Linked DNA regions of Homo sapiens: region 1 is linked to region 2. The links are chromatin loops, found by intact Hi-C in ENCODE. Cell type or tissue: endothelial cell of umbilical vein. All regions are shown on one strand. Each heading gives the region's core, and the rest is flanking DNA. Links, peaks and the distances in the headings are about the cores only.

What was found. Hi-C counts contacts between places; a loop is a spot of excess contacts. Peaks named below come from ENCODE experiments on the same cell type or tissue, not always from the same donor. Only the 100,000 strongest peaks of a DNase experiment are listed, where the experiment ranks them.
Region 1: a loop joins it to region 2, with 8 times the contacts of the local background. A loop is called at or near these places in 2 of 110 quality-filtered maps.

The regions. Positions count from the first base shown.
Region 1 is chr10:127,687,308-127,703,473 of GRCh38, forward strand. No RefSeq gene overlaps it. Among named protein-coding and RNA genes, the nearest start is that of FOXI2, 42 kb to the right of the region's middle. In endothelial cell of umbilical vein, for the core only: a CTCF peak has its summit at 7,478 (motif pointing left); no DNase peak of the experiment used is centred there.
Region 2 is chr10:127,556,298-127,572,463 of GRCh38, forward strand. No RefSeq gene overlaps it. Among named protein-coding and RNA genes, the nearest start is that of NPS, 15 kb to the left of the region's middle. In endothelial cell of umbilical vein, for the core only: a CTCF peak has its summit at 7,824 (motif pointing right); no DNase peak of the experiment used is centred there.

The sequences.
Region 1 (16,166 bases), core at 2,653-10,652, 130 kb after region 2:
AAATTGGGAAAATATAGATAATTTGTAGCAGGCTCCATAAGAAAGTCATGAAGAGGATAAAATGGCCTGGAGAATAAACCAGAGGAACTAGGCTGTAATTTAGTTTAAAAGTTATGGTGATAAAATCCTAAATGTAATATTCTACCTTTCCTATATAAATGTGCTTCCAGACGATCTGTTCAATATGCACCTATTGAACTGTTTTTCCAATTTATTCATATAATCAGCAAATACATGCTCCAGACACTATTCCCACTGAGGCTGCAGCAGCAAATTCTTTGCCTGCACAGTTGTACTCCCCGCCTACATTTTCATATTAGCTTGCACTGCAGCATATTTCTACCGATCCATTTTACACAGAGAAAATGGATCCCAGAAAGGGTAGGGAATCTCCTAGTCTCACACGTGGTGGATGACGGCACCTGTGGAATTAAAGCCCAGGGCTCTCAACATATTTTCAGTCTCTTTGAAAAAGTAAACAAAGGCTTAACCCATTAAAGAAGGCTCTTGGGTTAGGGATAAGGAAAACGTCCCATTGCAAGGTCCATTGAGCACCAGTTCAAGTTCTCAAGGTGGAATTGCTAGAATATGAAGTAGCTGAAGAGGGAAAAAAACACGCAGGGAAAAGAAGAAAACAAGGGAAGAGTCAAAAATGTAAAAAGTTGAGTTTCATGCATTGATAACAACTGGATGTGACTATTTTAGTATTTATCGTTTTGTTTGTTTTTATCTGGAGGGTAGAAAAATAATTGTAAATCTGTGCAACGTGTAAACATATTTTATAATTTAAGAAACCCTATGGCATTTCATTATTTGAGAGTCATTAAAAAAAGGACTAAAATGTTCCTTCTTTCCCTGGAAGCAGGGCAGCATTCTACATTTTTTCTTAGCATAATATGCAAACATTTTTATCCAAAAGTATAAGGATACCAGGGACACATAAAACATGTAGTCACCCAGCAATAGCTCCTCTTGCACCCCTGCTCTGTGTCCAGGACTGGGGCTCTAATTCTGCCCTGTCCAACAGCACAAATGGATGGAAACCTCTCTGGGCTAAGCCATGCCAAGATGATAGGGAGGCTTTCTTAGAGCCTGTGGCATAGCTTGGACAGCCTTGGCTTAAAGAAAGAACAGCAGAGCAAGCTTCTTCTCAGTGTCAAGAGGCTATGACTCCTCTCTCAAGATGCGACTCATGGTAGCCAGCGGGCTAAGATGAAGATCTCTGTGCTTGAAGAGTTGGTCAGTCCACAGCCTGGCAGGCCTGGAGGAGACAGGGTTTCTGGAATGCAAGTCCAGTTCATTCTCTAAACCAGAAGTCTCCAACTATAGTTCACAAGCTAACTTAGCCTGCAGAGGTGTTTTGTTTGACCCTCACGATAGGGACCACATTTTAAATTCAAAACACAATTGATCCTTGAACAACAGAGGGATTAGGGACACTGCATCCTACCCCTACTCACGCAGTCAAAACTTTGCATATTACTTTTGACTCCCCAAAAGCTTAACTACTAATAGCTTACTATTGACTGGAAGCCTTATCAATAACATAGTCAGTTAACACATATTTTGTTATTATATGTATTATATACTGTATTCTTACAATAAAGTAAGCTAGAGAAAAGAAATGTTCAGAAAATCATAAGGAAGAGAAAATATATCTACTATTCATTCAGTGGAAGTGGATCATCATAAAACTCTTCATCCTTGTGGTCTTCAAGTTGCATATGCTGAAGAAGAGGAGGAAGAGGAGGGGTTGGTCTCGCTGTCTCAGGGGTGGCAGCGGCAGAAGGAAATCCAAGTATGAGTGGACTCACGCTCTTTAAGAGTCAATTATAGGCTGGGCGCAGTGGCTCACGCCTGTAATCCCAACACTTTGGGAGGCCAAGGCAGGCGGATCTCTTGAGGTCAGGAGTTTGAGACCAGCCTGGCCAACATGACGCAACCCCATCTCTACTAAAAATACAAAAATTAGCCAGATGTGGTAGCTACTTGGGAGGCTGAGGCAGGAGAATTGCTTGAGCTGGGAGGCGGAGGTTGCAGTGAGCCATGATTGCACCACTGTACTCCAGCCTGGGCGATGTAGTGAGACTCGGTATATATATAAAAAAGAGTCAACTATAATTTCACACAAATATATGCCTTCTGGCTTCTTTTGAAAAGCAGGAAGAACTGCCACCCTGGGCCTGCCCTCCTATAGAGTAATGATGGCTGGCGCTGGGTGGCAGCTGTCCCCTTTGGATAGGACATGAGCGCTCCAGCTTACCAAATCCTCACCACTCCCTATTGTCTCCCCAATATTGAGATGAAGAGTCACCTTATGCCTGGCTCAATTTACTCCTTAATACACCAGATTTTGTTCGGCAGTTAAGCTTGCAATCGCTGTTGCGATGCCTCCAGATCCCCTTGCCGCATCTAGTCTCTATAACTTGTAGGAGGTTCAAGCCTTTATATTCAGTGTTGAATAAGACTGGTATACAGTCCAAAAGAACAACACGCTAAGGTATGATACATAACCATCCAGTTACTTCCCCACAGCAACTGGATTTCCTTGCCCATAAAATGGGGCAGAAGCTGTAGATACTCTCTGAAGCCCTTCTAGTTTCAACCTTCTAGGGGTTAATCCACCTCACTGCTCCCCTTGTTCCTGTACACCAACCCTGTTAAAATTCATATACCTGAAAATTGGAATTTTTCCCCTTTTTCCTATGTTTGGCATTTGTTGAAATCTTAATTACTTGAAAGCTAGCCCGAGTTGTCAGTGACAGAACACTGCCCGTGTAGACGACCAGAATCCCCCTCAAAACCTTATCATGATCCACTAGACAGGAGGCCACCATATGTGCAAAAAAATTCTCCTAACCTGTCAGAAAGCTCTACTGAGGGCTGGTGGGTCTTATAAAGAGGCCAGAGATTCAGTGGGCCTGAAAATTAAGCTTCCTTCTCTCTCTTGGAATTCACTTGCTGCACTCAGGTCTGAGGCAGCTTAATCCAGGAGAGATGGAACCGGAAAACCCTCTTGTGTGAGGTCCTGTATCCAGTGTTTCAGTCCTTTACTAATGGAGTTGCCACTGAGAGCTATTAAGCACCACCATGGCCCCGTGGCTCATTCCAGGCATGGGGGAAGGTGGGAAGAAGGTGGAAGGCACAGCTCCTGCAAAGTGATTTTGGGGGAGAGACTCTAGTGAGAAAGAAGTTTCCATGGAACAACACAAATAGATTCTGCCTCATGTAAATACATTTTTCTAGCAAATAATGTCCTTGACTTTTTTCCCTTCAAAAATGCCCAAGAGTACAATCCATCTTGTGGCTTGTTACTAGTTATGCAGCATGTAGGGAAAATATGACTAAAAGGTATAATTCCAAAATGCACAGCAGAATACATCTTCTCTCTTCAAAATGAATTTATTTGGTCATTGCCCAGCTCAAGTCTGTTTTAAATGACTCTGTAATACATAGTTTTGACAAAGAATTGAAAATGAAGGGAAAAAATGCATCACATGAAATGTGATTCAAATGAGAACATATTTATTTTCCACACTAAAAAATCTAATGAGAAGAGTGGATATCTAGTTTGGAGTTTTTATGTATTTGGTTTTGGACTCAGACTACTGATCATTGTAATATACACTAAAAGCAAACAAATAAACAAAACCCACTTAATTTGTTTATCCGTACCCAAGAATCACTCTGAATAATGGTAGGTGAGACCACTGTTTTTAAGTACAGAAAGTAGAAAGTTTAAAAATATTGGCTTTTATTTATGTAATATATTAGATCAACCTTTCTTTTTTAACTAAAATATATAAAATACTTTGTGGCTTTCTTGCAAATAAAAATGCTCATAGAATACATTTTATCTACTAAGGCTGTCAGTAACATTTGGGCTAAAAATGATTTATTTTTCTTTGGCCTCTTTGGATCTTCTGGCTTCAACTTCTCTGTTTTATATCTGCCTTCAACAAATTGCTGGATTTTTCAGGATGAGGAGTACATGGTTGCTTCTAGAAAAATGCTTCACAAAACAGTACAAAAACCTAGCTTGACACTTTCATCACATCGTAAAAGAACAACGATTCCAGGATCCTTCCCCTTTAAGGGAAAGTGGAATTGAACACAGGCCATGAGCTAAGTGAAATTGAATCCCAGACAGTCCCCCAGTTCTGCCATTTTTAACCCATTGTTACTTGATAAACATTAGAATCATCTCGTGGCAGCAGAGCTCTGTGGTAAGGAGTGCATAGGTAAAAAGTGCATAGGTGTGTGCCCAATGGACACAAGTGCATTGGGCTGGGGTTTCTTTAACGTCATGTTGAGCCCTGTGATTCCTTACTCTCGCTTTTTCCCTAATATCCTCACAATTTGAAAATAACTAATCTACCTTCCCTGATATTAAAATTAGCTCCTGGAGCATTTCACTAATTGTACCATCATCGATATTCATGCTCTTTTAAATAAATAAATTTTACCTTTTAGGATAAATTTATAATTACTTGCTTTGCACATTTCCCCCCTTCTAGGCAATGACCTATTTTTAATTGAGGTTTTCTGGTCTCCTATAGGGATAGATCATAAAATCTGAGCTCTAAATGAAGAATTGCATTTTTAATGTTATGTAATTTAACCACTTCTGAGGAGTAAAATAGATGAAAATGATTGCTTTGCCTACTGGGCCAAGTAAGGGTCCTGTCTGCGGAATTCCCCGCTGTGGGAAAGTGGGGAGGTCTTTGCTACTGGAGATGCAGGTGTGGTCTTGATGCTTCCAACAGCCCCCATTCCGAAACGTGCTTAACAGAGCCATAGCCAGCACCTTGCTGAGGCTTCCTAATCATGCCTGGATCTTGTTGTAATGGGTTTCCATAGTTTCAGGGAATAGAAAATTCTTTCTTAACTTCAACACATAAAATTGTTTTGGGGAGGGGGGTTCTGGACTATGCTTTCCCTGGCTGGCTCTGCCACTTATTTTCTGAGAGTCCTGGAGCAAGTCATCTCGCTGTATTCAGCTCGCTTCCTCACCTATGAAATGCCAAGAACATCATCACGTACATGCAGCTGGGTTATAACAAAGATTAAATGAGGTATTAATGTGGAAACTGCTTGACCCCTTGATCAGCACATGATGAGCACTGATATAAAATTAGATGACAGAACTTATCACTATTCACCTTGTAGAGACAAGGTCTTAGAAAATACATTTAAAGAGCCTCCTCCCTCTCCAATCCTGAAAGTCAGTCCATGGAAAGCTCCAAGCCTTGTCAACCTAATGTCAACAGCACCTTGAGGATCTTTATACACCACGTAAGAGGCCTTTTAAGAGGACTGTTTATTCGTCACATTTTAGGTCTAATAATAACATTAATAATTATTCATGGTGGATAAAGGTAATCAGGAAACAAACTGATTGCTAGCGACATCGGGAAGGACACATCAAGGCCATGGCATGAACCATGACGTCGTCTTGCTCAGGGAAATCGACACCAGAAACAACTGAACTGACGAGAGCCTCGAGGACGGGGCTGAGTAGAGTCCATGGGGAGAGCGAGGCCCTGACGCCCACTTCTGTCTCCACTCAGAATACCCTGTTGTGACATTGAATCTTGGTCAGTTCTTAAAACCTGGAAGTCCTGGGCAGAGGGGCCATTTGTAGATTATTCTAGGGGGTCTACATCTGCCTCATGCATGCCTTCATTCATTCATTCATTCACTCAATACTTACCAGGCCTCTGAACACACACCAGGGCCCACACTGAGTATTGGGAATATAGTGAAGAACAGAACTTACCTGGTCCCTGTCCTGGTGGGGTGCTTACAGTCACCTGAAGAAGACAGATATCTTCCACAAATAATAACCACACAAATAAATAAATCATTGCAAATTGCAATACAGGTTATCAAAGGGAAAGACAAGTTGCTATGGGGGTCACAGAGGGACTGTTTCCAGAAGGTGGGGGTCGTGAATGCTGCTCTGAGGAGTGACTTTTAAGTTGAGACCTGAAGAATGAGTAGGAGTGGGCGGGTAAATCCTGGGAGCAGAACATTCAAGGCTGATGGGTTTCATGAGTGGAGGACCTGGTGTAGTTTAAGGAGCTGGAAGGTCAGCAGCATGTCTGGGGCTGGGGAAGGGAGCAATAGTGGCTGGCAGGTGACATGGCAGTAGCAGGGCCAGGAGCCAACCAGGCAGGGCCTTTTGTATATGGCATAGATCTGTAGTTTTGTCTTAAGTGTAAATAGAAACAACCTAAAGTCTGAAGGAGGAGAACAAAGTGATCAGAATTGCAGTTTGAAAAGATACCCAGTGGGCCAGGCACGGTGGCTTGTGCTTGTAATCCCAGCACTTTGGGAGGCCGAGTCAGGCTGAGTCGCTTGAGCCCAGGAGTTTGAGACCATCCTGTGCAATGTGGTGAAACCCCATCTTTCAAAAAAAAAAAAAATTAGCCAGGCATGGTGGTGCACACCTGTAGCCCAAGCTCCTTGGGAGGCTGAGGTGGGAGGTTCACCTGAACCTGGGAAGTCAAGGTTACAGTGAGCCATGTTGGCAACACTGCACTCCAGCCTGGGCATGGGAGTAAGAACTTGTCTCAAAAAAAAAAAAAAAATCCCCAGTGCTTTATGAAAGCTAATTCAAAGAGGCAGGACAGCACATGGTGGGATGGGGTGAGGGAGTAACCGAGGAGGCCAGGCAGAATCGGAAATAATTAGTTATCATTTTTGTTATTTAGTCCAACCTCAGTCCAGACTACTGGAACTATTGAAGAGGTAGCATGATAATGCCCTGGTGAGTCTGAGATTTAATTCTAACCAGGTTCAGAATAGCCCCTTAAAACTGCCCTCTGGATTGAGAGAATTCTCATATTTGAAACCCTGGTGAAGGCAGAGACAGCCACAGAATCGCTCCCCTCGGGGATGAGCGTTCAATTCCTCACCCCCGAAACCACGTTGTTTTACTCCTTTGCCAACTGGAGACTAAACCAAGAGAAGTCAAAAGACACCTTGCTCCTTGGTGCTTATTAAAATGGCAAGTAGACTGAGGGCGGAAATGAAAATGGAAGAATTTGACCTGTGATCCAGATGGCCTGGCAGTCAGGGTCCAGTCAGGAGCTGGACCTGCAGACGGCACTGCAGTTATTTTAACAAGTGAATTTAACATAAAGAATTATTAACCAGGTATTATAGAACTGAAAAGACGAAAAGTAAACATGAAGGTATAGAGTGTGGAGAACAGAAAGAAGCGGAATTATCAAAGCTTAGAAGCTTGGAGGAAGGTCTCTGTGAGACTGGGACCCAGATTTTTAAGCAGGAGGGGCTGCTTGGCTGGTAGGGCAGGTAAACCTAGAGGTGACACGGTGGGGCTGATTCTGGGGACGTTGGTGGAAGAACTGAAAACGAATCAACTGCTTCTCCTGGAACAAACTGATGCTGATAGGAACAGAAAGCAGAGTCCCGCCTCCATCTCTCAGCCTTGCAGCCTCCCGCTAGCGCCCTCTATTGGCAGTTCCCCACAGGGAGCAGCTGGCGAAACAAACATGGGGTTTGTTGGGTCCCAGCCCCAGCATCACGAAGCAGAGAAAGCAGAGTGGGTATGGCTGGAAGACAAGAGCTTAAGTTTTAAACTGGGTTATTTGCCTACATATTGAGTTGTCAGAGTTCTTTATATATTTTTACATACTTAATGTCCTCCTAGAGAAAGACATCTCAACTAGGTAATAAGGAAAAGTAATACTTTATATTTTCCATCTATCTGAAAATATATGTAGCATTGTACACATATACATCTTTACAAAAGAATAGAAAATTTTTAAAATTTTGAAGTTGGTGGTTACATTTTTCTAAATGATTAAATGATTGTTTGGGACTCTGGTTTATTATGATTATTATGTTGGAGTTACCCAACATCTGGGTCACTTGAGAGAATCAGTTTCTATTGTCTTTCCTTCCTCTTCACTATGGGTCATGTTTGCCTGTTTCTTCCCATGTCTAGCAACTTTTCATTATATGCTGAACAAATAAGTGGATGATAATAGCAGAGACTCTGGATTCTGTTTTGTTGCTTTGAAGATTTTTGATATTTTTCCTAGCATGCAATAAACTTGGCTGAATTAAACTGTAGACTTCCCTGGGGTGAGCTGAAGCTAAAATCTCCACTCGTCTTTTTTCCATCTCCCATCTGTTGCTTTCTCTCAGGTCTCCTTCTTATGCATGGGTATTTCAGATGTTCGCCAAGAATTTGAGTGGGGTTCATATTCAGATTTTGGGTTTCCTCCCTCTGCAGCTCCCTCTTTTTCAGGATATCCTCTTCCCTCCCACCCTTACATTCCAGCCGCAGGGGCAAGCCTGAATTCTATCATTTGAATACTCACACCAATTAAGTCTGTGGATTCCTGCTTCATCGCCAGCTACCCCACAGCACAAAACTTCAAGGAAAAGGCTGTATAAAGGCAAATCTCACCCAATGTATTTCCTTTATTTCAAAGATCAACCCTTTCCACTTTCTGCCTTCTTTTGGTCACTTTCTAGTGTATTCAAATAGTTGTTTAAGAAATGTTTTGTAACAGTTATGTATGTATACTGTAACTGCTATGCTTGTAGCTGTTATGTGACTATATCTAACTGTAGCTCTTAAGTCTGAAACAAGGGACTTTCTCATTGCTGAAAGCAGATCTCTTGGTTTATAATTTTTTTATTTTAAAATATTAGAATATAGCCCTATAAAAATTGTTGTCCTAAGTTATATTCTGACCAACAGTAGCTGCGGTTTTAAATTTCACATTTAGGCTAGCAGTGGATGCTGTCAAATTCTCAGCCAGTTAGATGAAAAAAAAAATGGTATATCATTATATTTATTTGCATTTCTTTAACTATGCATAAGATTTTCTTAGGTTAATTAGTCAGTAGACTTTTTTTGCCATGAAACTCATGTTTAATTACTTTGCTTGATTTCCTAGTGGGCTGTTTGTCTGTCTTTATTTTATAAGCTTTTTGTAGATTAAGAAAATTAGCTCTTTATTTGCCATATAGGTCACAAATACTGCTTCTCAGTTTGTCACTTGTCGTTTGACTTTAGTTAAGATTTTTCTTTTCCATGTGAAAATGTTAATTTTATAAGTAATAAAATGTTTCAATTTTCTTTTATGGCTTTTGCATTTAGTGTTTTGCTTAAAAGCCTTTCCATACTGCCAGATTTTAAATAAATTCGTGTGTAATATTTTTTCTTTTTGGTTTCTTAGGGCTTGATTTCATTTTATTTTGCTTTACTCCTCAACTGGCCTGGAATTGCTTATGATGTAAGAAGTAAACAGATCTCTCTTCCCACCCCCACTCATGCTCCCTTACTTAGACTGGCCTTTAGAAAGAAAGAAAGGCCAGTCTATAATTTTGTTGTGCATTTTCATAAATTATCCTTCTTTCCCCTGTTTATTGGAAGAGCTTATCTGTATTATATTGTAAATTACCTTTTTAGTTGATTCTTTTAGTAACTTGCTGTTCTGTTCCACCGGCTGTTCATTGCTTTTTCAGAACTAAATTATTTTGATTATTATTATTATTTTCTGAGACAGAGTCTCACTCTGTTGCCCCGGCTGGAGTACAGTGGTGCGATCTCAGCTGACTGCAACCTCCGCCTCCTTGGTTCAAGTGATTCTCCTGCCTCAGCCTCCCGAGTAGCTGGGATTATAGGCATGTGTCACCACACCCAGCTACTTTTTGTATTTTTAGTAGAGACAGGATTTCACCATTTTGGTCAGTCTGGTCTCGAACTCCTGAACTCAGGCAATCCACCCACCTTGGCCTCCCAAAGTGCTGGGATTACAGGTGTGAGCCACTGCACCTGGCCTATTTTCATTATTGGGGCTTCATCTACACATTAATATCTATTCGCACTAGTCTCAAGGAGTAATTGCTTTAAATGCATTGTACTTGAACAGTTCACTTCCGTGAGTATTTTTCTCCATTTCGTAAATTTTAATCATAGACATGAAAGTGGCTGGGCTGCAGCATGTGCAGCTTGGTGCTGACGATGTGCATCTGTCAGCCCCAGCTGTCCCCATGCTTCTCACCTCACAAGCTAAAGATATTCCTCAGAGCTACCTACCCAGTAAGAGGTGATGCCATTTTTGGATAGAAGAACCTTGTTGTGGAGTATCCAGGCAATGGCCCTCCCCCATACATAAGCTCAATGACATTTTCCCAGTCCATATTTTAAGCAAAAATAGCTCTAATATTATAAAATAAAAAGACCTATGGGCTATATTTTGATTATCATAGTAAGTGATCATGATCAAAGTTCAATTGAAAATAATTTAACAATATTAATTTTAAAAGATTGTAATCAATACAATATTAATTTAGTTTATAATAATAAGTTTATTTGCTAAGTAAATAAATATCACAAAGATTCCACAAACCCCTAAATCAAACTAAAATATGCTAGAAATTAGATGCACAGAGTAAAAAACGTTAAGAAAGATTACAGACTTAAACACAATACTGAATAGTGTATGCTTTTAGGAGGCTTTATTTCATTTCAACACAAGATGTTTGTTTGCTGACATTTACTCAGAAGCAAAAACATTCACACTGGAGAGTATAACTCGGAGGCAGGGAAAGGCACAGCTCAATTAGCTATAAACATTCACAGAAATTTTATTTTTAGACGAAATCTAATTCTTGGTAGGATGAGTTAAAACATGTAAGTTAAAGGAATTAGAGATCAAACAAAATAACTAAAAGCACATATTGAAATCTGCAGAGGATGTGAGTCATTTTTCCTATGGCTATTTAATATTTTTAATTTACATTCAAACCCATCCTCAAGAAATAATAAGTCAGGGTTTCAATACCAGCAAATAAAATGTAATAACCCCCTAGGAGCCCACTAAGAAACCAATCCACTCCGGCAAAGTGACAGATGACTGAGATCTTGTGAAACAAAAAAATGGAAATGCCAAGCAAAAGACATAACTTTTTTAAAAAAAACTATGCGTACGTATATATTTGTGTATGTGCAAATGTATGCCTGTATATAGGTATGTGTTTATACATATATTCTTATAAACTGATGTGTATGTATATATTTAAGTTTTACCAAATATGGCATTTTTAAATGGTACTTTATATATTTTTTCAATTTTGATATTAATGTAAACATTAATATCAAAAGTACATTACCTGGCATTTAAAAATACTGTTTACCATAATTTTGTCAACATGCCAGTGCCCCTGAGATGCAAATTAAAGGCCCAGAGAACATTTGGTAGTGGTAGATAATGCTTAAATATACATTTCTTTCTTAAAAAAAGAAAAAAACACTTACCTCAAGAATGGAATTCAAATGATTGGCTCATTAACTTTGAAATACTAATATATAGAGAGAGTACGTCTGACCATTTTTTATAATGATAGCCCACAAGTCTTCCAAAAATACTGATTCAGGCAATTCTCTGTAAAAGTGTTTTCATTCTTTATAAAAAGGATACAACATCTCTGAGAGGTATCAGGGAACAATGGCAGTCTTTCGCCCATATAAAATATAATGCCAACGATGCAGGGAGTTACCTGTTGAGTAAGAATTAGATGAAGCCATCGAATTGTGTGCTAAAAAGAACATGCCACACCAGAGGACCCTGTCACGAGTACACCTGTGTGTGTGCAGGAGTCCTAGGGAAGGGGAAAGCAGAAAAAAAGAAAAGAGAAAGCAAGTGTTAGATGACAGTGGAAAAAAATGACTTGTCAGCCTCTCGACTGCCAAAATAACTCCATCAAGAACTTACAACTACTATTGGCTCATGTTGGAAAATGGGAGTGAAGACAGCCAATTCAAATCACAGGAGCACACCCATCACAGCCGCGCGGAATGTGCAGGAGGGGCCCGAATCCAGGGCTTAGAAAATACAGCACAGGGGAGATGGGGAGAAATTCTGAAATAGGCAGCATTCATCAGTGCCCTGGATATTTTCAGGTTTTGGCCTTTAAAGCAAGACTTCCCTTCTTCCTGAATTCCCTCCTAAGTCAGAGTGCTTCGCGACACACTATTGTTTTAATTTTCCCCTTATTATAGCATTATTCATAAAATATGAAGAAGAACTGGCACCAAACAAGTGACATGCGTCTCCCTTCTATGGGCCATATAAATAATGATGCATTCCAGTTCTCTTCAGGGTTCTTCTATGACTAAGCTGAGCACTAATGAGGCGTCAACTGCCCTGGAACTCCTTCCAGAGTGGGTGGCTGCCATCCCAATCCTAAACTTCTAGCTTCAAAGGTTGCAGAGAGAATACTGCCACTTCTCTGCCCCGGAATTCGGGGCCAACGCAGAGCACCCTCCATGGGCCACTGTCTCTGAGACACCTAGCATCTGAGACACCTAGCACCTAGCATCTGAGACACCTAGCACCTAGCACTGGCTCTCGAGTAGGTGGCTTAGGTCTCCCTGCCTGGTGTGTTCAAGCACGATTGTCAGAGAATTCCAGCAGAGAGAAATTAGTGCTAATGTGGAGTTTTCATAGGATGAGGGCCAGCTGGGTGGAGTGGGGTGGGAGCGGGGCGGAGGATGTGTCCAGCGAAGCCTGAAGTCATTGCATAGAAGCCGCACAAAGAACATGGCCAGGACCATTAGCCACCCAGCTGGACCTGCTTTGTGTCTGGTGGGCACAGGCATTTCAGCAGTGTCTCTCCCTCCATGGCATGCCTTTGCTGTATATTTTAATTCTTGTCTTTGATTAAACATTGATCATAATGCATGAGTTCCTGATGTTTCGTGACATGAGAATTCTGCAGTTACCGCTGAAAAATTTTATGACCATGCTCTGCAGAGGAATTGATCATACAGGGTTTACTAGCCTGGAAGATGGATGACTCGCAGCGGCACCCAATCTGGCATCAGGAGCTCAAGGAGAGGCGTTTCATGAAGCGCCGTGAGACTGCGCCCAGCCACCCACTGTCCTGCTTCCTCTAGAAAATAAGATATAGGGCTCACCGGGCTAAACGTTCTGTCATTTCTGTGTTAACGTCACACATGACTGTAGAATACTGAGTTTCATTTGACTCCCAGGAGGTATACATTTTGGACTCTTACATCCCATCCTCCATTTGTGTCAAGGTCAAACTATATTATTACTCAACTAGTACACAGTACTTGACTAACTTTGATCTGGGAGTGAAGAAACGGTGAAGTTCACATATTAAAGACTCTTTATGGAGCTTCCAAAAGGCCTATCTCGGCCAACAAGGAATTACGGAGAAAGATGCTAGAAGGCTTCATTTACTTACCAGCCTTCACAGTCTCAGTGCCAGAGTGTGAGTGAACACTCCATTCACAGGCAGGTTTAGAAATCTCTGTGTAGGAGACATCTGTGGCTTCTCAGATGGGGCATTTACAAATAAGCACACCATTTATATGGAATGGCACATTCTAGATGGTTTCTGCTTTCCGTTTTTAATAAAACCATAGATTTCTGGAATCAGAGCGTAATGAACAAATTACAAATCTATGCACTTCTCAAGCAATTTTAGCACTGATGTGACTTCTAAATTGTGAGTTCTTTACTTCTTATTCCTGTATTTGCATATCTGTTCAAATCCAAGTGATTAAAAAGGAGCTGTCAAGGTTGATAGGCCTAAAATTAGAGCTGACTGTTCGTTTTGAATGTACACATTAATATTAGATGTGTCTACTTCCTATTTTTCTCTGAACCTTCAGGGAAAGGAGACTGAAATGCATCAACAGATTGGGACATTTTATTTCTTAAAAAAAATTTCAAAAGGAGACATTAACAACATGTAAATAAATCCGCAATAAAGTGCCACTCCACTTTAGCAAAGTGGATAGGACATTTTTAAAAACCCAATTTTAAAGAAAAGCAAATTTCTACCAACTTGATTTAAATTGCCCTCCAATGGCTTCAGTCCAAAAGAAAAAATCAACAATCTCTTGCCTAAGAAGTGATATAGATGGTTTTTAAAAATCCTTTTATTCAATATGACTAACCTATAAAAAAATATATTTTAACCTGTGTCTTTAAACCTATAAAATGCCTTCTGATTACCTCATCCTTCACAGCAATTTCATATAGATTTATCCACCAGAAAAATTACTATGAGATACACTTTTTTAAATCTTTTTTCTTCCTGTTTGAAAAAAGGTAATTTGGTATTTAGAGGAATTATACAATATTTATGGCTCCCTCTTTGAAATGCCGTGTGTGGAAATAATACTGCTTCAATAAATAAAAAGCTCTTCAAAAATCACTTTGTTTGGGCCAGGTGTGGTGGCTTATGCCTGTAATCCCAGCACTTTGAGAGGCCAAGGTGGGCGGATCACTTGATGTCAAGAGTTCAAGACAAGCCTGGTCAACATAGTGAAACCCTGTCTCTACTAAAAATACAAAAATTAGCCAGGCAAGGTGGCACACACCTGAAATCCCAGCTACTTGGGTGGCTGAGGTAGGAGAATCGCTTGAACCAAGAAAGCGGAGGCTGCAGTGAGCCGAGATCACCCTACTGCACTCCAGCCTGGGCAACAAAGTGAGACTCCATCTCAAAAAAAAAAAAAAAATACTAAATAAATAAAAATAAAACCCTTTGTTTTGGCACATTTCTATAAGATTGCCGAGGGAGGACAGAGAATCAGTCCCTTTCCCCACCCAGTCTTGTAGGCTCAGGGCAGTGTCCACAGGAAACTGTCTCAGGACACTGCCCTGAGCCAGAGGTGCGCTGCCCTGCCCACTTCTGCACTGCTACCCTAAACCTGGCAATGTATGTGTTTTTCAATGACGCCTCAGGTAACATCAGAACCAAAAGGATCCATCTGGTTTTTGACAGCATTTAATCAGTTACCATACAGGAAACATGATATGGCTATTGACTTTTTCCAGAAAGCAGCAGTTTTGTAGAGTAAAACGGGGTACATCCACCTTACTTAAGCAAAGGTTGAGCTCCTGACCTTCTTTTTTGGGAAGAACGCTGTTACTGACTCAAGCATCACTGATGTTTATTTCAGAGGCTGGAGGTCCAGCCTGCAGGAGCTACAGGGTTTTGAGAGGTTCAGACTGCTGTAGCCATGGGCAACATTACAGTCATGCACATGACAGGAACCTAATACAGCCATCGTTCCAAGTGGCTGGCGTTGTTAGCTCTAATCTGCTCAAATGTCCTTTGTAATTAGTAATTTGATAACCCCTGGTCTTAAAGGAATGTACTTGGAAGGTAAAACCCCAACTCCTTCAAGGCAGGTTCTGGACCCCAGGTAACTTTTTGAAAGAATTTTTGTATTCATCTTGCTTTGACTTGATGTAAGATTTGATTTTGTTCAAAATGAGTGATTGTTTAAAAGTCCTGCCATGTGGAACGGCAGTTCATTGGAAAAGTGCGATTCTCTGTGTGAGCAAATTGCCTGTGTCTGTCTTCGAGCTTTCCATTTGCAGGGCTTGTGGAGCAGCAGTTAAGGTGTCTTGATGATTAAGTTACCTGTGGCTGGCCCAGCTCGGCCGAGGGGGCTCCCCATTAGGGACAAATGCTGTAAGGATTCCCCAAAAGTCTTCAGCTGGGCTACTGAGTGCTCGGGAGGTGCTGTCTGTCAGGGGCTTTCTGGAGGCAGCGTGTCCACTACCCACACCACTGCTGTGCCTGCAGTAGAACCAGATCAAGAATCCTTCCCCCAAAGAACAAGAGGAATTCTTTTCTACTCATTTCCTTGTCTGTGACACTCAAGTGTCTGAGGATTACCCTGCCTTCTCACAGAAGGTTACAAACACGCACTCAACTCCATACACATTTTGGTTTCCACACAAAATGGTTTTTCCTGTTATCTGGTAAAAGAGTCTTTGAGTCTTACCTCAGGGAGGTCTGGGTCTAACGCTTAGACCCACATTCCACAAGACTAGGTCAGGAGATCTGGTTTTAGTGATTGCTTTATAAATACTGTACCTTCTCCTGAGGTTTGAAGCTTAGATGTTCAGGGATAGAGGAGCTGATGATTAAGGTGGGGGTAGAGGTTACAGGAAATGCTGAGAATAGGCTCCCCAGATGCTTAAAGGACTTGTCATTTTATAGAATTAATACAATTTGCTGATCTTTAGAGAATTTTATGCTTAACATGCCATTGGGAACACACTAATAACATCTTTAAGAATTGAAAGCACCAACTGTCAAGTTAGGTGGGGATGAGGTAGGGGTCT
Region 2 (16,166 bases), core at 3,418-11,417:
GGCCACATGAACTGTACTTGAATCCTGGGGTCCTTGTTCACTCAGTGGTGCCACCTTGCTCTAGCTTCTAGAATCCTTTTGAGCCCCAAGCTTAATCACCCTTAAAATGGGGCCTGTATTACTTACATCTGAAGATTGTTCATTTACTAATTAATTTATTTGTTTGACAAATATTGAGCACCTTCTGTGTTCTCGGTACTGGGAATACAGCAGTGAAGAAAATAGAGCCCAATTATTGGGGTGGGATGGCATGATGGAGTTAGAGAAAATAAGAATATATATTTAATATATAATCCTATATATGTGTGTATATATATATGTGTGGGTGTACATAGTATTTCAGATGGTGATAAGGAGAAACAGCAAGGAAGGGGGAGCTGCAGTATTGTGAGGTGGAGATGGGGATGCGATTTCTGATTCAGCGCTCAGGTAAGGGATCGCTGAGAATTGCGAGAATCCCAGTTTCCTGGCTTGGAGTGAGCAGGGTGAGGGTGGAGAGAGATGGCACCTTACAGGTAGGAGGGCTTCTGTGTGGCCTTGCAGGACTTTTGTTTTTCCTCTGAGTGAAAGAGGAAACCACTGGAGGGTTTTTAAGCAAAGAAATGACATATCAAATGTATTTTTGGTTTTCATAAATTCCTAAGAGTGAAAACGAAAATACACACCTAGCAGGTTTTAATAAAAGTAGGAGTGATTCGTGGTGTGAATGACATCCAGCAACACGAATTCTCTCCTTGCTTGCCTGCTTTGCGATTCTGCCCTGAGAAGTAATTAAGCGGCGATGTGAAGCCCTGGATTGGATCAGGACCCTGGGACAGGAACGCGGCTGCTCTCCAAGGTGCTGAGGGGATTTGGGACAGTAGAGCAGATTCCTGGCCCATCGTCTGAAAATGGTTTTGAGGCTAGAATGTCATGCCCCTGGATTATTTTTCATGTGCGAATGAGGAACGTTTTGTTCTCACAAATATCTACTGAGATTATCATAGAAATATCCCCCATTATTTTTTGGAGGGATGCATGTTGTGATGGTTAATACTGAGTGTCAACTTGATTGGATTGAAGGATACAAAGTATTGACCCTGGGTGTGTCTGTGAGGGTGCTGCCAAAGGAGATTAACATTTTAGTCGGTGGGCTGGGAAAGGCAGACCCACCCTTAACCTGGGTGGGCACCATCTAGTCAGATGCCAGCACGACTAGAATATAAAACAGGGAGAAAAATGTGAAGGACAGACTGGCCTGGCCTCCCAGCCTGCATCTTTCCCCTGTGCTGGATGCTTCCTGCCCTTGAACATCAGACTTTTCAGTTTTGGGACTTGGACTGGCTCTGTTTGCTCCTTAGCTTGCAGACAGCCTGTTGTGGGACCTTGTTATCCTGTGAGTTAATACTTAATAAATTCATGTATATATATATATATTAGTTCTGTTCCTCTAGAGAACTCTGACTAATACACATGAGTATGGATGGAAAGTCTGTGGGTTAAAGCTCAAGCAAAAAAATAAAATATTTAAGATCTCTACTCTTGTACCTGACTTTTTAGGGTGCTCCTCTCATTTTTTTCTGTTGGCTATTTATTTCTAATGCTAAATCCTTAAAAAAAAACAAAGAGGTCTACTATAAAATTTCTACCCCAAACATTCATTCCCATTCATCTTTGAGTACTTGCAGTAAAAGATCAACATTTTAAGGAAGGAAAATCTGAAAACAATTAGATTTCATCTCCCACATGCAGTAAGGCTGAGAATATGGCAATTTGATATTAAAGGCCTGTTCCTACACTCAATATTCTCATTTCTCCTTTTGTCCCATCTGAAAATAACAGTGAGCATCCAGGAGCCTCCTCTCCACTCTTTCCCTCCTGAACTCCTCGTTGTTAATATTCAGACACACTCACATGGTGAGGAAATAGGCAGGCTTCTCTGTTGGTGGAAGATTTTGTCTTGACTTCTCCTTTATGGGGTAAAGATGGTCTTTTGGTTGACCGTGATGGCTCTCTCGGGGCTGTCTGGGATGGACTCTCACCTGTGCTTCTCCTCTTCATGTGGGCTGTGCACCCTGTCAGCTTCCCCCAGTGTCACCTTCCCCCAAGCCAAGTGTGCAGCTTTTCTGAGCAGTTGACTCCACCAGCTCAGTGTTTGTCCCCAGCTTGCAAGGTCATTCTCATGCTTGCCTTACACAAAGGGAGATGAAAGGCAAGATGCCTCTCCTGGAGCGCAAACCATGATGGAGCCACAGATGCAGCCCATGCAGCATAAATATCTCTCTCCAGAATAGCAAAGACCAAGACCGAGTCCTGCAGGATCGTTCCACCTACTGGGCTTTGCGCCTGTGAGTTCCATCTTGCACTGTGCATTGTTTAGAGTGTGTCTGAGCCTCTGGTTGGCACCTACCTGGCTGACATCTGCCTATCAAGTTTTAAATCCAGCTAATGCCCTCTATGGAGAAACTTTGCCAAGGAATCTAACCTAAGGAGATAAGTGAGGCTCAACATGTGGGTACAAACAGGCTGCTCTTCAATGTTCACCTAGCTTCTACTTGACAGTTCTGAAGTTTCTACCAAGTGCTTTCCACATAGTGTCTCATTTGCCCCTCCACAGCCATGTGAGGGGCACTAGGATGTTCTTAGTCCTGTGTGCAGACAAGGAAACCAAAGCTTACAGAGATGCAGTGATTTTCTTGTGGTCACATATCTGGTAAGTGGCAGGTCTGCCTGGCTTCAAAGCTGGTGCCCTGTGATCTGTGATGTCCAACTACTCACAGTATAATCTCAAGCCTCAGTTGGGGGGAAATTTTGCTTCCAAACTCATGTGATCGTTGGCAGCACTCATTTCTCTGTGGCTTAAAGCCTGAGTACCTCAGTTTTTTTGCTGGCTGTTGGCAGAAGGTCACCTTGGTTCCTAGAGGCTGCCATCAGTTCTTTGCCACATAGGTACCCACCGTGGCTGCCAGCTTCATCAATACCACCATGGGGGAGAATCTTCTAGCAAAATGGATGCTGCAATCTTAGGTAACATCATCATGAATGTGACATCTCATCACCTTTGCTGTATTCTAATGGCTAAAATCAAGTCACTAGTCCTGCCCACACTCAAGAGGAGGGGCTTATACAAGAGAATGAACGCAGGGACATAGGGACCATGGAGGGGGCACTGTGGAGTCTGTCCAGCACTGACATTATGAATGGCCACCTCAGCTATGGGAGAGGACCATCCCATGCTGGAACAGAGCCCTAAGAAGTGAGATCCATACCAAATTTGAGTAGTATGTGAGTAACGTCTGCAAAAAAGAACCTGTGAAGTGTTAAACCACAAGTATATGCATTATATTAGCCTGTTATTACACTGCTAATAAAGACATACCAGAGTTTGAGTAATTCATAAAGGTAAGAGTGTTAATTGACTCACAGTTCAGCATAGTTGGGGGGGCCTTAGGAAACTTACAATTATGGCAGAAGGGGAAGCAAACATGTCCTTCTTCACAGGGCAGCAGGAAGGAGAATGAATGCACAGTGAAGGGGGAAGACCCTTATGAAACCGTCAGATCTCGTGAGAACTAACTCACTATCGTGAGAACAGGATGGGAAAAACTGTCCCCATGATTCAATTATCTCCACCAGGTCCCTCCCACAACACATGGGGATTATGGGAACTACAATTCAAGATGAGATTTGGGTGGGGACACGGCCAAGCCATATCACACATGAAAGCAAGCTTCTCCTTCGTAGGGTTTGTCTGTGTCTCTGCGTGCTGTGGAACAACCTTGAGGCTCAGACTTAGATTCTTTTAGGGCCTAAACACATATAAATAATTGAGTTATTGGAGTCCTACTATGTGCCAGTCACTGGCTGAAGAGTTTACATAAGGTTTCATTCAATTTCCATAACAACTCTAAAAATACAACAAAATACCTGTTAGGTAGATACTCTTGTTAGCCCCATTTCACAGATAAGCCATTAGGTGCAAAGAGATTAAGTTCTCTGCCCAGGGTCATGTAGCTTGTGAGCAGTAAAGCCAAGTTGGGAACCCAGGCAGTCTGACTCCAGTATATGAACATGTCCCCAGCCCAGTGTCTGAAGCCTTTATCTTACTTGAGTGTCCCAACATTTTTGAATGGCACAGGCTGGTGAAGAAAAGTTGGCTGCATTTGATTACAGGAGAGACAGGGTGGAGAGTAAGTAAATAGAAATGGCAAAAAGGACACAGTGAGGGGAAACGAAGATGTCTTAGAAATTTTCAAGATATATTTCACATGGTGAAATGTATTCCCATGGGAAAGAACAAAGGAGCAATTAGAAAATGACTGGATCCAGTTCAAATAGAAAATTATGAAATTATAAAGAAGCTGCCCACGCACTTGGTAAACACTGATATAACGTGGTAAGGTAACTCTTCTGTAAAGAATGGATCTGTGGTGTCTTGCCATCTACAACAGTAAATGCACTAAAAGTTTTACTGGAGAAGACAGCCTGCGGGGGGTTTGTAACTCTTGTTCCCCTGTCCACGATGGGACTCCGTGCATCCTTGGGCAAGCAGGTTAGTAATTATCAAAGTGAATTACGGTCACTGCCAAAGGATGACACTAGCTAGAATCCTGCTTCCTGCAACCATGATGGAAACTCTCCAGGTATATAAAAGAATTATGGGTTAAGATTCCTTTACAGTCTTTAAGAAGAAAGGTCTGCAGCTCAGAGCTGGTGCATTGCATTCTCTCCCAGGCTTCTCTGGGATTTGGTAACCCAGGCCGGATGTCGGATGTGTGGTCAAATCATTTTACGCGGTCTCACATTTCCTGGGATTTATAAGCTCCGGCTTTACAGTCAGACATAGCCGAGCTAAAATGGCATTCCACTTAACAAGGTCCATGACTGTGGCCATGTTCCTGGACCTCTCCAAGCCTCAGTTTCCTCATCTGTAAAATGGAACTCAGTGACATCCCAGTGGGACTGTAGTGAGAGATAAGATAAATAGTACATGCTATGCACTCAACCCAGTGCTTGATCCCACGTGAGTGCTCCATAAATGGCAGCCAGCCACAGCAGGGGTGTTATGAACATTCCAGTTTAATGCTGAATCGAAAGTTGGCTATATAACTCATATTTATAAACTAAATCAGTAAAGAATAGAGGCAGATAATACTTGCTGATAATGGAAATATGGATTAGATATTATTCTGAGTATATTGCTAAGCTAATATAGATGCTGGTATGGCTGAGTCCCAAGGGAAGAATTCTGTATTTTTTAGAAATGATGTGGCCAATAATGTAAATTAATTGCAGTGCATTGAGAGATGAATATACAAACGGGCAATGGTCAGACCATGTACAATGATGCACACCCGCAAGCCTGCAGCAGCCAGTTCAGGAAGCCAATCGCTGCAGTAATGGGCTCAGAACAGCCAGGACATGGTCAATGACTGCCAGCATTCCTAATTCCCACCCACCGCCCCCAACTTCCAACTCAGAACCAGCAGAAAAAGCCAAATATGTTCTCCAACCAATCACATACGACGTCTTACTTTACATGACTCCACCTCCAGTTTCCCCACACCAACACCCTGCCAGCATATCACACTGGAAGCCATTCCTTTTTTCACTATGAAACTTTCCAGCTCCTCGCGTGCCTTCAGGTCTCTGCCAAATGCAAGTGATGATGCCCGACCCTTGCCACGGAAGTTCTAAATATATAGCCTCTGTTTGTCCTAATTTGGGTGCTCTTTATTTCTGGAACACTAATATGGTAAAAGTGGCACACAGCAAGACCAACGTCACAGGAACTCCCCAGTGAAAGTCACAATCTTTTTTCATAAAAAGATTAAGTAGTTTTTTTCTTAAATAAAGGCAGTTGTATTAATGACTCTTACTGTAAATTTAAAAGTTGTACAGTTAGAAAATTTACACTAAGAAAGGACAAAGAAGTAAAAATGTAACCCTTATCTCTCTTCCCATAGAGAACGACCCTCATGCGTTCAGATACCTGTGTGATATGGGTGGGACTATGCGTGTGTGCACACACACATACTTTTTTTTATAAATAAAAGTGATTATAAAATTCTCATTCTGAAATCCAAAATATTGATGGATATCTTTCCAGGTCGAAGAATGCTGAAATACCGCATTGTGCTGAACATCTGTATGATATTCAGTTGAATGGATATATCATACTTAATTAAGCTATCATCTATTAATGGACATTTAGATCATTCACAGCACTATGCTAATGGGAAGATTGCTACAGTGTATACTACTACACATCTATCTTCTTCTTTTATAATGATAGAATGCTAGAAGTGGGAAAGCCAGTCAACAATTATACACATTTACAATCTCAACACTTACTATAACTTACCCCCCAGAACAGTCATATCACTATAGGAACACTGAACATTGTCTATCCTTTTCAATTTTGCCAATATGTTAAGTAAAAAGCAATATCACATTCTTGTTTGAATATGTACTTTTTCATTATGAGTAAGAACAAATATTTGTACACACACACACGCACACTTGGAATTATTTTATAAATTGCTTTTTCATGTATTTGGTCCATTTTTCAGTTGGGCTTCTTTTCTTACTGATGTTAAAACTTCCTTATGTAATTGGATATTAGCATTTTTGTCACATTTGTAATTATATTTTGCATTGTTTGTGTTTGCCTTGCAAATATCTTTCTTTTTTCTCCTTTACAGTTTCTGGCTATTGGGTCATGGGAAATAAAATATGTTCCTATTTCAAGATAATAAAAGGTTTTAAGGTTTTATTTAAATCTCTGTTTCAGGACAGTATCACTTATTGGGTGAGATTATATCAAGTGCATTTCAAATATTAATCCCTTTTGCATATTTTGAGTGTCCTTCTGCAGACTTCTCATGTAAATAACAGTTTCTTGAGTATACAATCTTCAGACTTGCATTTTTTTCTGTCAAAATATTATAGACATTTTATTGCTCCGTTTTATCCTGCAATCCTATGTTGTTGAGGAGACATTCTACCCAATCTTTTATTTTTTATTTTTGCTTATGAGCCACCTGTTTCTTCTTATTGAATATTTATATGTTTCTTTTAGTTGTTTTGAAGTTTAGTAATCTTACCAGGATTAATCCCAGTATTTATTGTTCCCTAATACTATTCTAGGCCATGGTACATTTCTTGAAAGTCCTTTTCTCTTGCATTTTTATTATTAGTTCCATTGGCCCATTCTCCATTCTATTGTATTCTCTAATTCATAGGACCCAATATCATCTCCATTGTCATCACATTTTGATCATTATCTAAGTCTGAATTAACCCCAAAACAGAATATGAGCAAAACTTCATGGCGACCCTTTGGAATCCAATCCCAGGACAACAAGGATGAAAGAACAACGGCAGTGAGAGAAGCAAAGGAAGAGGCAAAGCAAAAGCAAGGTGCATTCCTGAGCTGGTCTCACATCCATAGAAGACAGCTGGTGTTCCGCGGCTTCAGGAACCACTGTGTCCTGGAACAGTTCACCAGGCAGCGGGTGGAGATACAAATCATCTGTCACCAAGTCTTTGGTCACATTTGTCTGCTTGCTCCTTTCCATCCAAGTTTGCCACAGGGTTCACCACCTACTCCTTCATACTGGGATGTGTTACCTGGGCCCTCTGGCAGCTGCTGGACAGTCATAGTCCTAGCCCCAGCCATGATTCTTCATGTGAGTCTGGAGGTCATGGGAGGAGAAGGGGGTTGGATGCAGATGTAAACCTAAGCTTGTGGTATTAGGAGAAATGCCTGAGGCCCTGACCTGGTGCCAGGTGTGTGTGTTGGTTGTACCGTGTGTGTGGCTGCAGCCCCTGATGCAGGCTGTCTCCACTAGGGGGCAGCGCAGCCTCCCTGCTGAGTCTCCCCAGGGGGCCCAGAGGTGTGCAGCCCAGACAGTTTGGGAGGCTTAAATGTCCGGCCCCCGAACAGTAATTTTCTCTGTCATTTTTTTGTTTCTTTGTCTTCTGCCTCTATGTTATCTGTGACTTTTCAGTCTTGTCCTGAATGTTATTCAATTGGTTTCTGCAGTGTCGCTTCTGGTAACTGCAGCTTCTAAAACATTTGGGATTTCTGCAAAGGCGCTGTTTTTCTCTTGGTTATCTTTACTTAGGCCTGCCAGGTCTATTTTAATCTTATTCTATTATCTTCTTTAGGCTTTTATCTTTTGTTCGTTTTACTTTCTAAGTATGTGAAGAAATTCTCTGATTTATTTGATTTTCTAAAGTGACCACTTTGTGTCTTCCTTTCTCCCTTCTTTCCTTCTTTTCCTCCTTTCTAAAAGTAAAATTCCAGAATAATCATGCACTTTTGAGTGCTTACTAATGGCAAGTATTTTGGTAAGCATTCTGAATCCTTACGACAATAGTATGACACAGGTAGTGTTATCTCATTTAAGCATAGAGAAGTCCATTAAATTGCCCAAGCCACACAGCTAAAACACAGAGGAGACTTCAACCCAGCTGTACTTGCCTCCAAATCCTGTTTTCACATATTGAGGGCTTTCTATGTATAAGCGCTTATTATGCCTTCCCAAATAGACCTTTTAGCCTTGTTTATTCATCTGATTAGCTGCAGAACTTTGCCCAAGTCATTGCACAATTTATGCTCAATTTCCTCATCTGTGAAACACCGAGCTTAAATTAATTTTCCTCTAGCTTTGAGTTTCTTGGCTCTATTTTCTCCCTACCCCATATTGTATCGTTTTGGAGACACAAACTGTACTTTCACTATGGGCTGCTGGTTGTCCAGGATTGAAACAATGGGGCTGCAATCTCAGCTCTTCATCTGCCAAAAGGAAGGTTTAAAAACCAGATAAAAATGCCCGACTTTCCTCCCTGTCCCCAGCATTCATCTCGATTGGGTAGCAGGGTGCAGTGCATTGCTGATTACCAGACACAGAAAAGAACTGCTAGAATTTTGCTTCTCAGCACTCAAGAGAGGAACAAAGCTTTGGTGTGGACTCTTTCTTGGTTCCCGGAAGAACCAAGCCCTTCTGACCACCAGTGTAGGCCAAGCAGTCACTCTGTGTCCTCTGCATTGCTGCAGATATTGAGTGAACACAAATTCAAAGGCAAGCACCTCAGGCCAGGATAGTGAGTGGAGCATCTCTTTTAATAATATAAAATACTGTCCAAAGGGAGAGGGTGCATCTCTGTGGATTTTTTAAAAGTTTTAAAAATTCTTTTAATTGCAGGTTTCCTCTGGTTTTCAAGAGAAGACACTGGACGATGCTGGGGATATGGGTGGGGACACAGCTGATGAGATGGGTTCTCCATTAAGGACAGGAACAGGCCTGATATTTAATCACAAAGTCCAGGATTTAGACTTCATTTGTGGAAGTTAAGAAGGAGGTGTCATGAAGTGAGCTGGTCGTGATGTCCTTATGCTTTCTCCAGGTTTGCACAGTAGATGCTAGCTGTTTGTCACCACCTAGTATCCATTCCCCCTTCTGGTAATAAAAGATTGCACGTCAAGGACCCACATTCCTGTACTCTTGGCCCTGTGGTTTCTCTGGGCTTGGCCTCAATTCCAGGGGTGGCCATGTGACCAAGGTGCAGCTGGTCAGCCTACTAAGCTCCCTTCTACAGGGATGGGTGCAGGGATGATCACGTGGAGCCCAGACTTTTGCTGAATCCGCCTAGAAGGAAAACTCCTTTCTTCCATGGTCTTGGGGCTGTTGGTAGCCATTTTTCCACAGCAAGGGAAAACTTTCAATAGTATTGCGGGATACAGATATTCGGGGAGACACAAGTCCCTGGAGACAAATTCTGGGGCTCTGGAGTCCATCATGCCGGAAGCCATATCCACCCTAGCCCTTCACTTGATGTGATCCAATAAATTCTCTTCTTATTTAAACAGCTTTGAGTGGAGTTTTCTGCAGTTTGCTAACGAATGCTTCTACAGTACACTGTTCACCTTGGCTGCTTGGATGCTTAAGCAGGAGCCTTATTGTTCTTTCTTTCCATTGAAGTCAGATGTCAGTGTGCTTTCTCCAATGTCTTGGTTTCTACTAAACAACTTTAATGTTCTCTAATAATTTGGCCACAGCATTTCAGTTGCCCAACGCACCTGCCTTAGAGTGTTATTTTACGGGAAGTATTACATAAAACTTTCAACAAGCACAATTAGTATAAATTTGCCCTCTTGTTATGTGGGAGACTTCCTTTCCTTAGCTTCCGGGGCATGTGGGTATGAGAAGGTTCTGAATTACCCTCCATCCGAAATGTGTACTGACTAGCTCTCTCACATAAATTGGGAGCAGGGAGGGTGAATAAAGGCAGTGGCATCTTTGGTTATAAAATCCTGCCAATAAGCACGAAAAAAGATGATATACCAGAGGACAGGAGTAGGAGTTGAATGAGGCTTTAAAAATTCTTTTGTTTTATTTTGTGGTGATAACCATGAAAAAAATCACTTCCATTTGGATAAGGCTTTTTTCTTTTTATATCTCAAAAAGCTTTCACATCGATATCTGAATTGATCCTTATAATTCTGTGATGTAGGGAAAGAAGATGCTGTAATTTCAGTTTTTACAGTTGATAAAACTGAGCTCCATAGAAATAAACCAGGGACATACTCTTAATTATTAATCCATGCTCTGTAGGTTCTCGGGATAAGAACTTCTCTGTTTTCTGACTTACAGATGATATGTTATATTTCAAAAAGATCATGCATAAACTTACCACTGAGAATATGAACTGTCTTGTCCACGATCCCAGAAGTTCCAAATTATGAAAGAATTTTGCAAAGGACCAGTGTTACCATTGATATTATGCTTTCACTAGTAACTCCTCAAAATAATTAATTTTAAACGCTACATTCAATTTTTTTATAATAACTTTTGGAAGGTTTAACTCATTATCCTATTTCCAAGCTCTGCTTAAGTTTACCATTTCAGAAGCAGCAAATTGTATCAGGTCGGAAGAACAGATATTTGCAAGATTCCAGTTAAAGTACAACTGCACTTTACTTAAGAAACAGACACAGCCACATTGCAAATCAAGGGTGGGTAGGCAGATCTCCCTGGGCTCCTGGCCTCAGATCAATGAGCAAAATCAGGTGGGACTGGAATGCATTGGTTGCTATCCAATCCCCATCAGGGTCATGGGCACTGGCATTATAGACCTAGGAGTACTCCCAGCTCACCATTCACTAGCTGGTTGCCTTAGGCAAGTTACTTACTTATCTAGGAATTATGTCCTTACTCTGTAAAATGTCCTGAATAACAATAACGGTTTTACAGGGTTTTGTAAAGATTAAACGAGGTAATACACATACAGTACTCAGTACGGAGCCTGATACTCAGTAAGTACTGAAAAAATTGCTACTTTTAGCATTATTCTTGGCATAGCACTCCCCCCATCCCCTGAATCACCATCAGCAGTAGCAGCAGCAGCAGCAGCATCACAGTCCTGGAAACCATGTTAGGTCTCTCTTTTGGGGACTCTAGTTATTGACCTTCCTGAGATCCAACAGTTTAGTGTCTTGACTCCATGGCCATGACCTTGCCTGTCTGCTTGTGATATAGAGGTATGCTTTGTGTTTCTTACTTTCTTTTTCTTTTTCTTGAGACAGGGTCTTGCTCTGTTGGCCGGGTTGGAGTGCAGTGGTGCAATCTCGGCTCACTGTAATCCCCACCTCCTGGGCTCAAGCAATTCTCGTGCCTCAGCCTCCCGAGTAGCTGGGATTACAGGTGTACACCACCGCACCCCACTAATTTTTTTTTTTTGTATTTTTAGTGGGGACAGGGTTTTGCTATGTTGGCCAGGCTGGTCTTGAACTCCTGGCCTCAAGTGATCTGCCCACTTCAGCCTCCCAAAGTGCTAGGATTACAGGCATGAGCCACCATGCTTGGCTTGTGCTCTGTGTTTCACACTCCCAACATCACACACAGGAGTCAACATAAAATATGACAAGAAATATAATTCTCAAATGGTGTCTTACGTAATTCCAGTTGAATGACTCAGTAGCTCTATAAACACTCCACTAACAAATTAGGGACTCATTTGGATATTTACCATTTTGTAGTTATAATCCTAAATGATGGAAATTGGAAATTGGCCTTACTTGCTGACTGTAGTCACCTCTGTATTTTTCTCTCATTCTGCTTTGCACCAGGCTCTAATACTGCATAGCCCAAGAGAAAATCCAGGACTTTTCATTAGGACCCCAGACAGTCAAGGAGCATATTTTACTGGAAGCAGCTACTCCCAGGTGCAAATCTGATGACTTTATTTGATGATTATATATTTTAAATAGCCCTGGCTTGGAAAATCACTTGCCATTATGAGACCCCTCCATCTGTGTATTTTCATGAAGAAAACACTGTTAAAAGCTTTTAAATTTTCAAAATATAATTTGGTTTAATGAGAGAAAAGAAAGTCTTTCTACTTGGTGAAATGGTCTGAGACAGATGTTGGAACAAGGTATGCTAAAAATTTTTTTAATAGATTAGAAAAATCTATTCCATTCCCACTTTCCTCCTCTCATCTATAGTAAGATATTCAGTTGCTGGAAGGAAGGAAAGCAATTGTAAGATTTAAACTACATATTTTTAAAAATCATAAGGTTTTAGAATTCTTATAGTAGAGTGGTTGTGTGGGATGTCTGTTTACTTTCAGCTAAATTTTCTTTGCTTAAGTTATGTGCACGTTTCTTTTTCCACGTTTAATTTTAGAATGGTGCTCAAGTTTGCAGAAAATATTTACACTAAAAAAGTAAGCATATTGCACTATTATTAACCCCAAGTCTTGTTGACACTCATAACACTTCTTTGTGAGCACACAATCCATAATTCCAACCTTTGTGAAATTGTAGCCACAGCCCTCTCAAGCTGGTTTGGGGTAGGTTTGGGGATTTGGTGCAGGAGAAACATCAAGACATCATAATTCTTGTTCCTCAGATATAGGCATAAAGGTTTTTCATTAGGGAGCATCAAGAGATACATTTGGCTTGTTGCATGGTAACCAGTTCCTTGATGAAGGAAGACAGTTGATCTACTCATGTACAAGGATCTGTTGTGCGCCTCCTCTACTCTATATCACAGTATTCAAAGAAGAAGGAGGAGATGGGGGAGAAGAAGAAGATGAATCCCTGTCCGTCAGCAGTTGGCGCTGAGTAGGAGGCATATTAAAATAGTGCATGAGCTGAGTAAGTGAACCAATAAAGAAAGAAATGTGACAACTCACCCTCATTTGGCTCCATGCTCCAAAAAGGGACTCTCTTACAAGCAGAGGGAGAAGCATCCCCTCCGAGGGTGGCTTGACCACACATGCCAGTTGGACTCTCATTGTTGCTGGCTCAGAGAGATGTTTCCTGTGTATTTCAAAGCAACTTTGATCCCAGTAGACTCTCTCTTTTTCTTTTGTCTCCCCTTCTTTATTCTAATTTGAAATATCACTTGATGTGAACTCTGGAAACAGAACAGTTTTTGAGAAGCTTTTGGCTCAATGTGCTTGAGGAAGAACCACAGGAAATAAGCAACATCTGGTTCTAAGGAAGACCAAACAGCATGTGTTGGGCTGGGGTGGGCTATCGGTCAAGACTCCTTCAATGGCAGGTGGCGAGAGCCAAGTTCAATGGAGTTTCTGAAACACAGAGCATGTTCTCAGACATGGAGGAAGGAGTGTGGTCGGGCCTCAGAAGCCACTGATCTCAGGCCCAGCTTCAGCCAGACTCTGTCTGGAAAGTTCTCCTCCATTCTCTCTCTGTTGGCTTCTCTCTTCTCCCACTCAACAGAACAGCTTCCTTCGTGTAGCTGGACCTGGGGATACCTTGTGCTCATCTAACAGCTTCAGCGGCTCAGGGAGAAGGAAACTCCCTGAGAAGGAAACCTGTGCTCTGAGTCCCTGGTATTTGGGAAACTCTGGTGGAAGGATTCTGACTGGCCAGGCTCCAGGCGGGCACTCTCTCCTGGCTCAATCAACTGTGGCCAGGAAAGACCCTTCTGTGTGAACACAGTGTATGGCATGCTAAGTCTCATTACATATGAATCTCATTTATGAATCACAACCACAGAACCATGATGTGGAGGATCAGCCTCAGGAGGGAGCCATTCATGGAAGACAATCCCATGGAAGTCCACTGAGGGTGAAGTGTCCACTGGACTTCTCTTCAAAGACAGGCTTTCTCTGTGTCTTCCAGAGAGTCTATAAAACATTTAAACACCAGGAAGAATCGGTAGGAAAGATAAATACGTCTGCCTGTTGCTAGAATGTCATGTGGACTGGACTGGGTCTTCAGGATTGATCATTCTTGATGTCTAACCACCTTCCCTTAGCTTTTTGGAATAGGACAGGTGGCCTGAGTGACAGGAGATGGTGGGTATCACCTTCACAATGACCCCTGGGTGGGCCATCTTTCCTTAAAAAAAGCATATTTTCAGGGAGAGGAGGCAGCACCCAGCATTGCTTGCTTCAGGGAATATGGCTGTACCTGGATTCCAGGCCATGCAGAACATTAGGCACATTAGGCATGGGTAGTCACTTCCATGGGGCGATTAGGAAATCCTGGGGCAATGTTACAGCTAAATATATCCACCAAAACCTCATAAGGACACATTTATTTCTAAATTTCAATATGGTTCACATATTTCTTGCTAGGTGCAAGTTTTATGCCAGTTTTCTAGCCTGCAAAAATATAGCAAAATGCAAAATATAGCACTTGCAATGGATTTTTTCATACACTGTATTCTCAATTTTTATTATATGTCCTTATAATAACCATGTCCCAAACATGGTTCCTATAAATACATAAATGTCTTAACATAGTTTTTAGTGGCAAGCCAATATAAATACATTACATAAAATGTTTTTTGAAAACTGTAATTAAAGATGATAAAATAATATAAGGAGATGCTTCTTCTATTATGTAACTATTAGAACTTGGGAAATAAGCTTTGTGAAGTGGAATTTCCATATTAATGTAAATATAACTAATGTGCCAAGAGGACCAGTGAAGTTTTCATACCAAACTGATGGAAACCAAAATCTAATCTTCCCCCCAAATAATGACATCCAAAACAATTACTTTTCTCTGTGAGAATTTTTTGACATGTTAATGGGATCCTTACACTGCATAAGAGAACTTCAAAAAAGAGTTCAAAGTGACAGCAAACACTAAAGAAATAGCCAGTCAGAAAAACATATGCTATGCCAAATTTTAATAATCAGTTTAGAGAATGACTACTAGAATTTAAGCTCCACTAGAACAGGAAATAAGGTCCCTGTGCACAAGACATATTTGTCTAATTCCCTGTTGCTATTTCTGTACTTAACACAGTGACTGGAAAATAATAAATACTTACTGATTAAACGAATAAATTATTTACTTACTTAAACCTTGCTTTAAGAAGTGACTAACTAGGAATAAGTAGAACTAAAAAATATCTAAGGAATCACAATGGATTGTAAACTGCACTTAAGCACAAATTAAAAGTTAAGATGATTCTTAATGAAAAAGAGGAGTCACTTCTATTTATGTTTAATGGTGCCTTAATGGAGTACTTGAAAATGTGCATAAGGAAATCATTGATTAGCTGTCTTTCATCATCATGGAAAATGGGACAAGAGAAAATGAGTTTAAACATTAATACATATTAGAGGTAGATATAAACAAATGATTTCTCATGACTTCAACTGTTAAAGGGAAATCTTGGCTGACTTTCCACTAAAGGTGGAAGATAGAACATATACATCTATGTTTATAGCCTCCAGAAGCTCCACTAAAATAATAATAAAAGGATGTTTAAAACAAGAATAAACCTAAAGGATAAGGAGAATGAGGCAGGAAACAACAGCAATAAAATTTTGAAAGGAACAAAAAAGATAGAAAAGGGGTAAATTACCTATCAGATCCTGGAAAACTTAATCCTAAACTGGCAATGGAAAAAACTGAGAATTAAGATGATTTGGCCAGACATGGTGGTTCATGCCTGTAATCCCAGTATTTTGGGAGGCCAAGGTAGGTGGATCACTTGAGGCCGGGAGTTCAAGACCAGCCTGGCCAACATGGCAAAACCCGTCTCTTCCAAAAATACAAAAATTAGCTGGGAGTTGTGGCACCTGCCTGTAATCCTAGTTACTCAGGAGGCTGAGGCACAAGAATTTCTTGAACCCAGGAGGCAGATGTTGCAGTGAACCAAGATTGCACCACTGCACTCCAGCTTGGGT